Regions from separate parts of the Homo sapiens genome. Here region 1 is linked to region 2. The links are chromatin loops, found by intact Hi-C in ENCODE. Cell type or tissue: endothelial cell of umbilical vein. All regions are shown on one strand. Links, peaks and the distances in the headings refer to the core of each region. The heading gives the core; the rest is flanking DNA. Region 1 overlaps LRCH2 (leucine rich repeats and calponin homology domain containing 2). Region 2 has its middle 120 kb from the start of PLS3-AS1.

What was found. Hi-C counts contacts between places; a loop is a spot of excess contacts. Peaks named below come from ENCODE experiments on the same cell type or tissue, not always from the same donor. Only the 100,000 strongest peaks of a DNase experiment are listed, where the experiment ranks them.
Region 1: a loop joins it to region 2, with 4 times the contacts of the local background. A loop is called at or near these places in 9 of 110 quality-filtered maps.

The regions. Positions count from the first base shown.
Region 1 is chrX:115,224,939-115,233,282 of GRCh38, forward strand. All of the region lies in intron 1 of LRCH2 (leucine rich repeats and calponin homology domain containing 2), which reads right to left. Among named protein-coding and RNA genes, the nearest start is that of LRCH2, 5.0 kb to the right of the region's middle. In endothelial cell of umbilical vein, for the core only: a CTCF peak has its summit at 2,127 (motif pointing right); a DNase peak (open chromatin) is centred at 4,893; H3K4me3 peaks cover 79 bases.
Region 2 is chrX:115,676,066-115,684,409 of GRCh38, forward strand. No RefSeq gene overlaps it. Among named protein-coding and RNA genes, the nearest start is that of PLS3-AS1, 120 kb to the left of the region's middle. RefSeq lists an enhancer at 4,340-4,891. In endothelial cell of umbilical vein, for the core only: a CTCF peak has its summit at 3,639 (motif pointing left); no DNase peak of the experiment used is centred there.

The DNA of each region.
Region 1 (8,344 bases), core at 298-8,297, 450 kb before region 2:
CCAAAAAGAATATATTCTAAAGCTGACAGACTGAGTGGGGAAACCTAGCAAGGCCTGTCTGCCTATTAAATAGATTCTTCTAGGCCTCTCTGAGCCTGTATTCCTTCCTTCTGACTGTGGGGCAGGGCCCTCTCTGGAATGGGGGTCTTAAGACCTACAGTCAAACAAGGTAGGTTAGATCATTTCTTTGTGTCCAGTTTTTACACAGAAAGGCAGAGGGGAAATTAGAGTAATATTTTTAGGTCTTATGGCTGGCTTTCAGGAAAAGGGGTTCTGGCTTCTGTGATCCTCCTTGGGGAAGAGGGATTCTAGTTTCTACGGCTAGCCTTGGAGGAGAATGGGACAGAGAGACAGGAGGGCAGGACAAAGTCAGTGCAAAACTTCTGCTTCTGAGGCTGCTGCTGAGGCCTTCATTTGGGGGTATTGTTTTCTGAGCCCCAACATAGGTAAGGATGGATCTGAAAAAAGATAATCCATATGTAAAAACAGGAACATGGAACTCCACCTCGTGCTATACATAAAAATCGATTCCATATGAATTAAGAACTTTAATACCAAAAACAAAACTAAAACTCTTAGTAAAAAATGTAGATGAATATATTTTACATATTCTTAAACAGGACACAGAAATCATTGACTACAAAATTCAAGATTGATACATTTGGCTGTATTAAAATTTACAAATTTGTCCATCAAAACACCCCTCAAAGAGCAAAAAGGCAAGTTATAAACAAGATATTCAAAATATACAAAACAAATGATTAGTATAAGGAGTATTTTTTTAAACCCATAGAATTCTATTTTTTAAAAAAGGACAACCAACCAACAGAAAATGGGCAAAATAAATGAAAAGCTATTTCACAGTACAGGAAAGACATATGACCAACAGACATCTGAAGAAAGGTTAACATCATTCGTGATCAGGGGAATGTAAATCAAGAAAGACTTCATCGAAATACCTTTTTAAACACACTTGGTCAAAATTTTTAAATTTGACAGTACTGTTTTGGAGGGCACATAGATTCATAGGATCTCCTATACATGTCAATGGAAACAGAAATGATAAATCGGTTTGAACACTGACATACTATACAACCCAGCAATTCCATTTTCAAGTATATACACAAGAGAAATCCTTGCACAAGTACAAGAGACATGTATAATAATGATAGTAGTGCTATTCCCAAGAGAAAAAGGAGGAGGGGGGAATGAAAATGGCTATCAGTGAGAAAGTGAATAAAGATGGTATATTCACATGATGCAAGATAACACAGCCATCCAAAAGAATGAACCACAGTTTTACATAACAATTTGGATGAATCTTAGCAATTTAATTTTAACTAATAAAATATAAAAATTACCACAGTTAAATAAAACATAGTGTATGTATTACTTTTTTTAATGTTCAAAACAAGGAATAAGGAAATAAGATTTTGAAACGTACGGCTTGAAAACTGGCTACTGGCTTGAAGGTGTTTTAGTAACATTGTTTTAGTAACACATGACAATCAGATTTGCATATTAGAAAGAATGGTTTAGCTACAGTGTGGAGGACTAACTAATTTAAGTTGAAGAAAACTTGAGACAGAGAGATCATTTAGAAAACTACTGACAGGTCCAGTTAAAGGTAAGGAATAGAGGAGAATCTGAACAATGACATTGAGAATAGAAAGGAATGAAACTGATCTGAAAGCTATTCAAAGAGTTATGACCAACAGGCCTTAGTCCCTCACTAGATATAGAGGCTGAGGGAAAGGGAAGAGTGGAGAATAACTCCCAAGTTTTAGATCTGGGTGACAAGGGGGCCTAGGGTGAATAACGAGAGTTCATTATTTGACATATTGAGTTTGAGGAGACTCTGAGATATCAGCATTCATGTAGTTTCCTCCATCTAAGAATAACTATAAAATCTGATGCCTCCTCTCTAAAGGCCAATCCTCCAACTTCTTTATAAAGCCCCCCTCTGCTGTTCAAACGACCAAATCAAATGTTATCCCTCCCTCTTTGAACCTATGCTGCACTTTCCATTTATCTTACTCTAACCCAGGGTTTCTCAACCTTGGCACCATGGACATTTTAGACAAGTTAAGTCTTTGTTGTATGGGGCTGTCCTTTTCAATGTAGGATGCTTGGCAGCATCCCTTGCCTCTACCCACTAGATGTCAGTAGCAACCCCCAAATTGTGATAATCAAAAATGTCTTCAGCCAGGTGTGGTGCTGCAGGACTATAGTCCAAGCTACTCAGCAGGCTGAGACAGGAGGATCACTTGAGCCCCCGAGTTAGAGCCTGTGAACAGCCACTATATTCCAGCCCAGGCAACATAGCCAGGGCAACATAGCAAGGCCTTGTCTCTTAAAAAAAAAAAAAAAAGTCTCCAGATACTGTCAAATATCCTCTGGAGGCAACCTCTCCAACCCTACCCTTCCCCACAATGAGAACTACTGATCTAGGATATAATAGGTATATGAGTTCTTATTTTAAACCATTATGAAATCATTAACTCACTGAAAGCAGCAACTTTACAACCTTTACAAAATATCTATATGACAAATCCATTCTTACATACTCATTAAGGTAGTTTAAGGACACAGTCATCTATGTTTAATTTACTATTTCTAATTCACAAAAACCTTTAAATGTAATTATTTCCCATTGACATAGACATCCCCAACCAAGTAGCTCAAAATACTAAGGATTTACGTATTGCAATTATTTTTTTAAGAAGTGAAAAACTCTAGACTATACATACTAGATTCTCTTAGGAACATAATCATTAACAAAAAGCCATTTCTGAGTGAAATCCAAATTCACAAATGTTCTAGAATCAGTTCATCTCCATATGGTTCAAAGAAAAGTTTATGTCACAGTTATCTTATACCTGTCTCTTGTCACCTTGAATCTCTAATATTCTACTGAGACAAGTAATTAATCTAAAAATAAAGTGACAACATTCTCTGTCACAAATTAGAAAAGACTACACAGAATCAAGTGTTCCTGAAAAGGAAAGAACTTACTTTCCTATTTGGAAAAAACTTTTCCTCAAAGAATTTGATATAAAAAATACATTAGAAAATATCTACTGTTGAATTATCCATTACAGTCCATTGACAGGTATTCTGTTAATGGAATGCTATCTATTTACATGAAACAAGAGAAATGTAAAGATTAAACATTACAGTTTGACCTTTAGCAGATTGAGTGCACTAGCTGAAAGTGAGAGTAAACATAAACTTACATTGTTATTAAATTGGCTTATACAGTTTTCTTTAATTACATTAAATGGTTCCCTGGCGTGTAAGGTATTTTTTTTTCTGTAAATGAGAAGCAGACAACCCTTTCTGAAACTTTCCAGATAACTGATTATAAGAGTATTACAATGTTTTAAGAAGCACCCAAATACACTCAAAGTGTAGAGAAAAAAAGAAAACTAAAATATTTCCCTTTCTAGGTCATGATGATCACTAGCCTCTGCAGAATGGGGAGGTGTGTATCATGCAGTTAAGGCATCTCACAGAGTGGGCTGCTAGGCTGGGCTGGGAGAACAAGATGCCTCTTTTGCAAAGTTTCACTGTGTGCCTAGGAACTTAAACAAATGGCACCTCCCAGCAAATCAATTTTGTAAGTCTTCAATTATCTTTATTTGTAGTAAGTGTCCCTAGCATTACTTCTTATGTTCTCAGTGAGGTTCTGGATCTTGTCTACCTTCATGCCAAATAAATGCTTCAGAATTTATATCACAAATAATCTAAATTGAAATATTAAATTTAAACCTTAAGCAAAAGTATTCCACTAACCCCAATTTTAAAACATCCCAATCAACCACTTCTGTTCTTATACCTGTCATGCAACAAATACCTAACCTAACTTTTCAGGAAGCTTTCTCAAACTAAATTAATCCCCTCTAAAATTAAGCCTTATGCCACAGTTCCAGATCTCTTATGTGTACAGTATATTAAAATATATTATTTTGAATACTATTATATATTATAGTGAAATTCTTTTCTAATGGTTATATTACTGTATACATTTGACTATTGTATAAATCCTTTAAGTACAAAAACCATGTCTCTTTTTATTAGCCATAATCATGTTTCCAAAGTAGGAGTTCAATAAATGCTTGCTTAATGAATCTATTCTAAAACCATAAGAGAGGCATGATAGCTATGCAAATACACACAAAACAAAACACACCATACCACAAACAAAAAGTATATAACCTACGAAGTTAAATAAGCATTGAATTTTCAGAATAAATAACCTATTTATTGGCATGGTGTTTAATAACTGCTTTTTTATAAAGAGAGAATGTGTTACACTGGAAATAACATTAGGATAGCACTGGAGTTGAAAAACCTAGGCTCTGACCCACACACTCTGCCAGACTCACCATTTAACTTTGGACAAATCACTTAACCTGTCTCTCAACCACAACGAGCAATTACTATGTACTCTGCCAAGCTCACAGGGTTATTATTAGGATACAATAGGATAATATATATGAAAGTACTTAAAAATGTATAAAGAGCTGTATAAATGGTATTATCTTAATGATGAATGTACCCTTCAATTAAAGATAACATTTTATTTTAAATGAAAGAAATTAAGGGATAAGTATGCTGTAGAACTTATCACTGAATAAATCAGTACAAGGTTCAGTAATTCAGATTCAATCTATAGCAATTAAAATATGAGTCAACTGTCAAAAATGTGCTTCACATTCGATTTTTCAGGAAGACATTTATTAAATGAAGCAAGGCAGATATTTGAATAAGGCCACAAAATCACAATCATGAGCTCATTCCACTAAATGCACTGAGAGGACCTTCACCTCACAAAATCAAATGCTGTGTTTATCTGGCTCCATTTTACAACCTGATACAATGCACCATGCCCTACAGTTGAAAAGGTGAACCAGCACATGTAGGAAATACTAGAGTTGACTCCTGGTTTACAGGAAAACACGTGATTATCCAGGACACGGCAGAATCTGATGTAAGAATTCCTAAATCTGTTTCACAGACCTACTGCTCATGTACATAAACAGGTATAAAGAAGCAGAGGGAGCAGCAGCAAGTACGCTGAAACATATCCACTTATTTGTAGCACTGGTGACAGAGTCAACTATGCAAGGTTTCAGGATTTGTTTGGGTAACAATTAAATTCACTTTCAAGTCAACAAATTATCATAGTATCCAGATGGACCAAAAAGTTCTATGCAATTTCCCTTCATCTTGTCAAATCTATCTACAGACCATCTCGGAGAAGACATTACAGCAAGAGTCAGCTACTTTACTGAAATGGGTTACCAACTTTCTGATCACTGTTTTATGTCCTTATGTGGGTGAAAATTTTAATCAAGGAGTATCTGGAAGGGAGATCTACTCAAAAAGGTCATGAATCTCCAATCACCAATTGGAGATTCAAGTAAATTAGCAAACTCCCCCTTTTAAATGTTAATCTCCTAGAGAGGCTGCCATAATCATTTACCTGAGCTCTATCCCAATAAAGTAAGAGGAGTGAGGTTGAAGAGAGAAAGAGAAAGGAGAAAAGTGTGATGGGGACAAAGGGAGGAGGCAAGTGAAGAACAGACACTAGAAATGCAGAGAGAGGTAAAAAGACACCAAAGATAAACTCTGCAAACAGCTGCCTAAAATACATTTTCCCTCATAGGAAGCCTGTTAGCAGAGAAAAGATTTTGCTGCTACATGTTTAGGGGGCATCATTTTCTTCACGTAAATTTATCAAACAATTTGAAACAATTTTTGAGTATTTAGTTCCTAGTTTTGGTTTTGACTTTCTTGACAAGTGGCTTTAAGGTTAATAACTAAACTTTTATCAATGTTCTTATTCACTCAAAGAACAAATATTTCTTGAGTGCTTAAAAAATAAACAATTTTAGGGTTTCTCAGCCCTGAGTGCATATTAGAATTACCTGGGAAGATTTTTTTTCCTTAAGTTCCTTGGCCCCTGAGATTCTGATTTAATTGGTCTAGGGTGGGATCCAGGCAGGGTTGAAAAAACAAACAAAAAATCTCCCTTGCAATTGTAATGTGCAGCCAGGGTGGAGAACCAGGGGTCTATTTCATCTTAATGTAAAAAAACCTTCCCCCATTTATTTTGAAATGTATTAATTTCTCCTTATTCAATATTGTTTCACCCAGATTCTCACCACCTCTCACCTAGATTAACATTAACCGCTTCTTAGCTATTTTCCCTTCCTCTTGTCTCTTCCTAATGCAATAAGGAATGCTTGTCTAACTAATCGGTTTGGTTCTGAAACAGTATTCCACTGAGTCATTTTAAGTATAACAAGATCACCAAACAGATCATTTTCATCAAATAGAGAATATACTGTATGTGTGTTCCTGTATGTATGTGTGTGTATGTATGTACATATGTATGTATAATCTCAAACACACTCTATTTTTCTTCAGTTCCAATGTACCTGCCGTCATTTACACATAATGAATAGTGGTCTCTCTACATTAAAAAATACTGCCCCTAAAAATTTCGTGGCTAAATTTTATCAAAAACAAATGGCAAATGAGTCACCCAAAGATATCTAATTTAAATGAAAAAAAAGAGCAGCACAAGATCTTGTTTACTCTGATTTTTGAAATGTTCCCACAAGAAATGCTCATTCAACTGAAGAGAAAAAGTAAAATGAAACTTATGATGAATGAATGTTTACCATGAACAGATATGGTTCTGCTTTGTGTTGAAGCTTGCCTCAGAAAACCAACTGAAGGCTTAAAAGCCAAAGGCTGTAACTGCATCAGATGATATTCATATTTATGAGAAATATTATCAAATACAATAAAGGGGATATATAATAAGAAGACTGAACAAGTATATGGCTTACACCCTGCCTTTTAAGGGGCTCTATTTCTTCTCAGGGATAGCAAGACAGAAACATAAAAAGAAAATAAAACCAGCACTGCCAAGTAAGTGGTAAAGACAATAAGTACCATGGGAATTCAAAGAAACAGGAGATTCTTGTGGACTAAGGGAGTTGGAGACAATTTCTTGGAAGAGCTGGGGCTTCAATAAAATTAAATAGACGGAGAAAAGAGGGAAATCCCAAGCATACAGATGATCTTGTACAAAGATGAGGCAGAAATGCACAAAATGTATTTGAGAGACAGAGAGTTGACCTAGTTGGAAGAGAGGATTCTATGTGGGAGCATTTTGGGGAATAAGGTTGCAACAATAAAGTGGAGCCCAACAATGAAAGTCCTGAATGCCAAGCTAGGATGCTTAAACTTTGTCCTGCAGGTAGAAGGATCCTTTATAGGTTAGAAAGAACAATAAGAAAAAAAAAAAAAAGAGGAAGAAGAAGAAAAGAAAAAAATCACTATAATGATGCAGTCTGAAACTGTTTTACTTGAAGCCTTTGAAGAACACACCAAGTTGCATAATATCTTGCTAACAGTCATGAATATGTGAACATATTATTTAGGAAATCTGTTCTGAGTGAAGGAGTAAATACTCCAACATGCTTTACAAAATATAAAATCAGTGGTCGATTACACATTCATAGTTCTTAGGATCATTGCTAAAAGAATCACTGGGTGGAAAGCTTCAATTTTAGGTTTTCCTCCTCTCCCCACTTTGTTCCAACACAAATACCTTGATTTAAGATCTAAAAACTGAATACATCTGAAATTGTCTTGTTTTGAAAATAAGTGGTATTTTACTACTCCTCATTATGGGTGAATTTACTTACTATATTGTTTCAAAATGACGACATCTATTAAAATAATTTTGTCCAGATTTATTTCAGCAAAGCAGATGAAAACAGAAATAAATAACAAATTTAAAGATTATAAAAAGTAAAAAAAAACCTTTCATCAAATCAAGACATATCTAAAATAATCCAGCATTGGTTTATAAGAGAGTGTGTCCCTAACAAAAAATGCCAGCCACAACAAAGACTACCAGAGAGTATATGAAGAACATTACAATAGCCAATTTCTCACCCAAAGTGATAAACCTTTAATCCACAACTCCATAAAGAATGGAGATAATTTTTTCTCAAAAATACCCTTAAAATTGTTGGCTTTCTACTATAAAAATTAAGACTCTAAGATAACTCAAAACAAGGATTAGCTTTCTTCTAGTAAGCAGACATGTAAGTGATTGATGATTTAATTTACCACTGCAGCAAATACTAATTTAACCACCACTACCTTCTCAACACCAGGAAAATGAAAAATCTCAGTCTTTAAAGGCATACGTGACAAGAAAGAAGCCAAGAATATCGTAGGATGATTAAACCACACAGAAAAACCATGGCAATCCTGCTGCTGTACTCTGAAAAAGGATATGCCATTCTTTCAGGCA
Region 2 (8,344 bases), core at 237-8,236:
TCACCTGAGGTCAGGAGTTCGAGACCAGCCTGACCAACATGGCGAAACTCCGTCTCCACTAAAAATACAAAAAAAATTAGCCGGGCATGGTGGCACGACTATAATCCCAGCTACTCAGGAGGCTCAGGCCTTCTGAATCGCATGAACCCAGGGGGCAGAGGTTGCAGTGAGCTGAGTTCGTGCCACTGCACTCCAGCCTGGGTGATAGAGCAAGAGTCTGTCTCAAAAAAAAAAAAAAAAAAAAAGAAAGAAAGAAAAAGAAAAAAAAGAAAGAAAAGAAAAGCCAAATTCTAATCTTTGGATAGGTTTGAGAAAAGTGCCTAGGAGGTGCAGAAGAGAAGACCCTAAAGGCATATTTTCAGCTATGTGACAGAAGTGGTTTGAAGGCTTACAATACCCTGGATGGACAATACCCAACTCTCTGGCCTTCAATGTATATTTGGACTTCCCAGAACCACCATGGCATGAGTGGCTGTTAGTAGTGCCTGGAACTACATGCCACAGTAACAGGGAATCAAATAGTGTCTGGTGTATACCTCAGGAGTCTCTTGGGCATTTAGTCCAGAAAGCCTTATAACCTCTAGGAATTCTTACATAAACTAAATAGTTTCCAAACAAAAATAAAGAAGCAGCTTGGGTACGGTGGCTTACACCTGTAATTCCAGCACTTTGGGAGGCTGAGGCGGTGGATCACTTGAGGTCAGGAGTTCAAGACCAGCCTGGCCAACATGATGAAACCTTGTCTCTAATAAAAATATGAAAGTTAGCCAGGTGTGGTGGTGCAAGCCGGTGGTCCCAGCTACTCAGGAGGCTGAGGAGGGATAATCGCTTGAACCTGGGAGGCGGAGGTTGCAGTGAGCCTAGATCATGCCACTGCACTCCAGCCTGGGTGACAGAGCAAGATTCTGTCTGAAAAAAATAAAAAATAAAAAAATAAAGGAGAAGACCCTGAAAAAGGTTCATAATTGCATGTTGTAATGATTTTGTTGTTTTAGTTTTTAAAGGGAAAGAAAATGGCTTCTCACTACTAGTTTTCTTGTATTTTATGTGTAGTGGTGGCCTTGATTTGATGTTGTCCTAGTAAGCAGCTGGCCAGAATTTCCATCTTCTCTCCATTGCTTTCAGTATTCCTGTGCTCCTGAGGTGGATTTGGTCTCTATATTCCTCTTCATTATGGCTGCAGTGGATGGAATCAGAGAAGAAACTGCTGAGGAAATACTTCCCTGGCATTCGATGTGAAGGATGAGAGTTCTGTATAGAAGAGTGTCATTATTGCCGTGGCCAACTGAATAAGGAAGGAGGTTTTGGTTTAAATGTGTGTGTATGTCTGTGGATACACACACATAGTACAAAAAGGCCAAGAAGAAGATAAACCAACATATTGCTAGTGGTTACCTCCAGGTGATAGGTTTAGAGATCATTTTTCATAATATATTTTATTATATTATTAATATATGGGCCAGGCACAGTGGTTCATACATGTAATCCCAGCAATTTAGGAGGCTGATGTGGGGGGATCGCTTGAGCCCAAGAGTTCAAGACCAGCCTGGGCAACAAAGCAAGACCTCATCTCTACAAAAAATGTAAAAATTAGCTGAGTGTGGTGCTACACACCTATGGTCCCAGCTACTCAAGAGACTGAAGCAGGAGGATTGCTTGATCCTAGGAGTTTGAAGCTGCAGTGAGCCGTGATTGTGCCACTGCACTCCAGCCTGGGAAACAAAGTTAGACTCTGTCTCAAAAACAAGAACAGGCCAGGCGCGGTGGCTCATGCCTGTAATCCCAGCACTTTGGGAGGCCGAGACGGGCAGATCACGAGGTCAGGAGATCGAGACCATCCTGGCTAACACGGTGAAAGCCCGTCTCTACTAAAAATACAAAAAAATTAGCAGGGTGTGGTAGCAGGCACCTGTGGTCCCAGCTACTCGGGAGGCTGAGGCAGGAGAATGGCGCGAACCAGGGAGGCGGAGCTTGCAGTGAGCTGAGATTGCGCCGCTGCACTCCAGCCTGGGCGACAGAGCAAGACTCTGTCTCAAAAAAAAAAAAAAAAAAAAAGAACAAATACATATATATTTGCATATATATGCATCATGTTCATAATAAGATAAAAGCAATCATTGCTTATTTAATGGAAATAGGTCCTCTGCTCTTTATATACCTATATATATCTTCCTGGGAACACTGCATGGAAAGGTACACAAAAAGGACCAATGAGGTGGAAATGACAACCCCTTACTGGGAAACAAATAGCATTTGTACAAAATTTTTATAATAAACCATTAAACACCAGGTATAGAGGCTTGCAGTGACTCATGAGGAATTTATCAGATTTCGTTCGTTTTGCAAAATGTCCCTAAGTGAAGAACTTTAAACTTCAGTCTTCTTCCTCTCTTGTCACTTTTTATTCAACATTCTTCATGTAGACTGGGCATGGTGGCTCACACATGTGATCCCAGGGCTTTGGCAGGCTGAGGTGGGAGGATTACTTGAGTGCAGGAATTCAAGACCAACCTGGGCAACACAATGAGACCCGATCTCTAAAAAAAAATTCTTTTAATTAGTCAGACATGGTGGTGCACAACTGTAGTCCCAGCTACTTGGGAGGCTGAGGAGAGAGGATCACTTGAGCCTAGGAGTTCAAGGCTTCACTGACCTGTGATCATGCCACTGCAGTCCAGCCTGAGTGACAGAGCAAGACCCTGTCTAAAAAAAAACAAAAGAAGGTACTTCATGTGGATGAAGTTTTCAAAGTCATATTTTCTGTCATGTCTTCTGTTAAAACATGTTTTATTAACAGTTAATTAATTAAATAATATTGAGTACTTTCCTGTCCCAGGCTTTTTGTCTAAGGCCTGAATAAGATGAATGAGATATGTTCTTTTCTTTGAGTTCTAGAGTAGTGTAGGACTCTAGAGGGACACAAACACCATGAAATAAAGTGTTTTGATGGAAGTTTATAGCAGGTAGGAGCACAAAGTCAGAAAGGGTACACTTTGACAGTGGTGGAATGAGCGTGGGATGGGTAGGTGATGGTGAGCAAGGTCCTCGATGTGAAAGTGATGCTTTAGCTTTAGTTTTATTACAAGTTTGACTGGAAGTTAATAGGGCCCAGAGAGGTTAAAACAAAATTCTGCAGATTTGTTCTTGTCCGGATTTCACCCGGGTTTGCTCTCTGGCTTAAAATCCTATTTCAACAGCATGATATGTTTGTGCTCACTTTGGCAGCACATATTCACCCCACCCCGCCTCCCAAAAAATACAAACGAACCATGATATGTTCATTAGATTTCACAAAAGGGGCTCCTTGTAAGTCTTGACAGCTTATACTTAAAATGCATGTAACATATCACCAATAAAACAGCATCACCAATTTTTTCTATCACAGTGATGGGAAAGAAAAAAATAATCCCGGACATGTAGGAGTTGGCGTGGCACTCACAGCTAGACTTTGTTGTTCTCCCGTGAGCATAAACAATTTCAAAGAGTACCAACATCCGGCAAGGTCCCTCTGTGATGGTAATGAAGTGAGACAAAAAGGAGGACCACTGCATAATCATGTCTGAACACAGACAAAACACGTTCAAGCCACAGAAATTAACAAATATCCCCCTCTCCTGGCTAATGTGAGTGATTGCTACTGCTTTTTGCTTTTATTACGAGGTGGGGGGCGAATTACAGCTTTAGCCTTAGTATAATCTAGCATGGTTTTATATCATTGACTGTAAATATTTCTTGTTTTTAGATATTTATGACTTACACCTTTTCTCCTTTAACAGTTATTCTTGATTTTGCCTTTCCTGAATTCACGATCTAAATTCAAAATTATAAAACTATTAAGATGTCTTTTTTTTTTTTTTTTTTTTTTTTTTGAGACGGAGTCTCGCTCTGTCACCCAGGCTGGAGTGCAGTGGCGCAGTCTCGGCTCACTGCAAGCTCCGCCTCCCGGGTTCACGCCATTCTCCTGCCTCAGCCTCTCCGAGTAGCTGGGACTACAGGCGCCCGCCACCACGCCCGGCTAATTTTTTTTTTATTTTTTTTAGTAGAGACGGGGTTTCACCGTGGTCTCGATCTCCTGACCTCGTGATCCACCCGCCTCGGCCTCCCAAAGTGCTGGGATTACAAGCGTGAGCCACCGCGCCCGGCCAGATGTCTTTTATACCTAAACCATATTTTGGGTTCCTAAAATGTTCATCAGGTAATAATAATAGGCTGAATGTTTATGTCTCCCCAAAATTCATATGTCGAACTCTGAACCGCCAACATGATGGTATTAGGAGGTGGAGCCACTGGGAGGCAGTTAAGCCATGACGGTGGAGACCTCACGAATGGGATTAGTACGCTTATCAAAGGGACTCCCAGAGAGCTCTCTCTCCCTCTTTCTGCCATGTGACACAAGAAGTCAGCGATATGCAGGCGGGCCGGGCGCGGTGGCTCATGCCTGCAATCCCAGCACTTTGGGAGGCCGAGGCGGGCGGATCACAAGGTCAGGAGATCGAGACCATGGTGAAACCCCGTCTCTACTAAAAATACAAAAAAATTAGCTGGGCGCAGTGGCGGGTGCCTGTAGTCCCAGCTACTGGGGAGGCTGAGGCAGGAGAATGGCGTGAACCCGGAAGGCGGAGCTTGCAGTGAGCCGAGATTGTGCCACTGCACTCCAGCCTGGGCGACAGAGTGAAACTCCGTCTCAAAAAACAAAAAGAAGTCAGCAATATGCAACCTGGAAGAGAGCCCTAACAATAACCAACCATACCTGCTCGTTGCAGTGGCTCATGCATGTACTCCCAGCACTTTGGGAAGTCGAGGCAGGAGGATCCCTTGAGCCCAGGAGTTGGATACCAGTCCTGGCAACATAGGGAGACCCTGTCTCTACAAAAAAAAAAAAAAAAAAAATTTAGCCGGACGTGGCGGCACACACTTGTAGTCCCAGCTACTTGAGAGTCTGAGGTGGGAGGCTTGGTTGGGCCTGGGAGGTGGAGGCTGCAGTGAGCCATGATCTTGACACTGCACTCCAGCCTGAGCAACAAAGAAAGACCCTGTCTTCCAACCAAGCTGGTACCCTGATCTCGGACTTTCAGCCTCTAGCACTGTGAGAAATAAATTTCTGTTGTTTATAAGCCACCACTCTATGATACTTTGTTATAGCAGCTCTAAGTAACACAAAGATTTGTTCCTCAATCCTATAAAAGATAATAAGAGTAAATTTATCCAACTATTAAGTAAAAGCTGTTATGAGAGCTTTTCTCTGCTAAACTTAGTAATAATGGTGGTGGTAATAATGATAATAATAAACTTTACAAATCTAAAGAGTTTAACTTAAGTTAATCATACATAAAGAAAATATGGCCAGGCGCAGTGGCTCAGGCCTGTAATCCCAGCACTTTGGGAGGCTGAGGTGGGCGGATCACTTGACTCAGGAGTTTGAGATCAGCCTGGGCAACATGGCAAAACCCCATCTCTACCAAAAATGCAAAAAAATTAGCCGGGCAAGGTGGCATGCACCTGTAGTCCCAGCTACTTGGGAGGCTGAGACATGAGAATCACTTGAGCCTGGAAGGCAGAGGTTGAAGTGAGCTGAGATCGCGCCACTGCACTCCAGCCTGGGCAACAGAGCCAGACCCCATCTCAAGAAAAAAAAAAAGAAAGAAAAGAAAAGAAAATATGATAATTAAATATTCCTTCCTTTACCAGAAAAAGTAAAACTCCATGGTGGCTTACCTCTTTTAGGAGATTATCTGAGTATCTGAGCCCTGGACAGATCTTCTAGATCAGGGGTGTCCAATCTTTTGGATTCCCTGGGCCACATTGGAAGAAGAATTGTCATGGGCCACACATAAAATACACTAACACTAATGATAGCTGATGAGCTTAAAAAAAAAAGCAAAAAAAAAACAAAATCTCATAATGTTTTAAGAAAGCTTACGAATTTGTGTTGGGCCACATTCAAAGCCATTCCAGGCCTCATGCAGCCCACAGGCCACGGGTTGGAGAAGCTTGATCCAGAGACTTTCTTAAATAACCCTGATTTAATTGTATTCATTAATGGTTCAAACATAAAAAGTAAAACTAAAAATTGCTAAACAAGATAACCCATCACAGACTTAAGTTTGTCCTTAAAATATAAGCTTCTCATAGAAACTAAATCAGTTCACATTTTGTATTATAAACATTTTACATTTTCTGCGTATTATGATGTTTTGATATTTTTAAAAACCTTTCTGACTAGGGGGAGACTGCCCCTCCTGGGGCTAGCCAAGATTTAAAAATAACAAAGGCCCAGCCAGGAGCATCTTTAATATGCAAACTAACCAATCCAGAGCCGTACCTCCTCTGTTTGGCCCAGATACCCCAGGAGGCCACATTCCTCTTCTTTTTTTTTTTTTTTTTTTGAGATAGAGTTTTTGCTCTTGTTGCCCAGTCTGGAGTGCAATGGCGTGATCTCGGCTCATCGCAACCTCTACCTCCCAGGTTCAAGCAATTCTCCTGCCTCAGCCTCCCGAGTAGCTGGGATTACAGGCATGCGCCACCACGCCTGGCTAATTTTGTATTTTTAGTAGAGACGGAGTTTCTCGATGTTAGTCAGGCTGGTCTCGAACTCCCGACCTCAGGTGATCTGCCCGCCTCCGCCTCCCAAAGTGCTGGGATTACAGGAGTGAGCCACCGTGCCCGGCCCACGTTCCTCTTCCTAATCATCTACTGTTACCGGAAAAAGGGTCTTGTTCCAGATCCCAAAGAGCGGGTTCTTGGATCTCATGCAAGAAAAAATTCAGGGCAAGTCGCAGAGTATAGTGAAGTTAAGATAGTTCACTATACTCTGATTAGAGACTACTTTATTGCAGAGTAGGGTGTCCTCAGAAAGCAAGGAGGAACAAAATCACCTCAAATACAATGCTTGCTTAGATAGGATAATAGAGCTAAGAATAACGGTCTTACGTGCTTTATTACAAAGGCTTGTGATCAGCTTGTGACAGGATAGTAGCATTGTTATTCTCTTTTATAACTATTGATTTCAGCAAGAATTTATGGGTATACTATTATCTTTAACGTGACATTGGCCTGGCGTGGTAGCTCACTCCAGTAATCCCAGCACTTTGGGAGGCCGAGGCAGGTGGATCACTTGAGGTCAGGAGTTCGAGACCAGCCTGGCTGACATGGTAAAACTCCGTCTCTACTAAAAATGCAAAAATTAGCTGGGCATGGTGGTAGGTGCCAGCAATCCCAGCTAATTGGAAAGCTGAGGCAGGAGAACTGCTTGAACCTGGGAGGCATAAGTTGCAGTGAGCCGAGATCACGCCATTTCACTTCAGCTTGGGCAACATAGCAAGACGCCGTCAAAAACATAGATGAATAAATAAAAATTTTTAAAAAGTGAAATGTATTCTTAAACTAAGAGTGCATTTTGTTCTTAAGATATTGGGACATCAGGACATTTCCTTAAGTTGTGGATCTTATGTAATTAGCCTCCTTAACTTGTCCCCTCAACCATAAACATCTTGTGACCAAGAGTTCCCAACCCCCTGGGAATGTAACCCAGCAGTTTTGGCTTTATTTGGCCTTTATTCAAGATGCAGTCACTCGGGTTAGGACACTTCTTTTTTTTTTTTTTTTTTTTTTTTTTTGAGACGGAGTCTCGCTCTGTCGCCCAGGCGGGACTGCGGACTGCAGTGGCGCAATCTCGGCTCACTGCAAGCTCCGCTTCCCGGGTTCACGCCATTCTCCTGCCTCAGCCTCCCGAGTAGCTGGGACTACAGGCGCCCGCCACCGCGCCCGGCTAATTTTTTTTTTTTGTATTTTTAGTAGAGACGGGGTTTCACCTTGTTAGCCAGGATGGTCTCGATCTCCTGACCTCATGATCCACCCGCCTCGGCCTCCCAAAGTGCTGGGATTACAGGCGTGAGCCACCGCGCCCGGCCAGGACACTTCTGACACTAGGGCCAGGTACCAAGCAACTAGAAACCATCCTTATGTAGCCCAAAGCCCAAGGCAGTTATTCAAACTAGCCAGTCATAAACTGTTCACCCTGCCCTGCATTGCCTATTGTATGGAAGTCCCAGTAAAGGTCATGGCCTAAATCCTCCCCTTGCTCGTGTCTTCTGCCTTCAGACCACCCTGATGTCTTTCCCATGTGGCCCTGCATGATGTACCTGGCCTCCTGTCTGTACAACCTGTGAGTAAATAAACTGTTTTATTTCTGAGCCTCTCTGACATCTCCTCCAGTGACCATACCTGAGGGATCATCTCATAAAAGAATTACAAGCCAGATGTGGTGGCAAGCATCTGTGGTCCCAGCTACTTGGGAGGCTAAGGCGAGAGGATCACATGAGCCTAGGAGTTTGAGGCTGCAGTG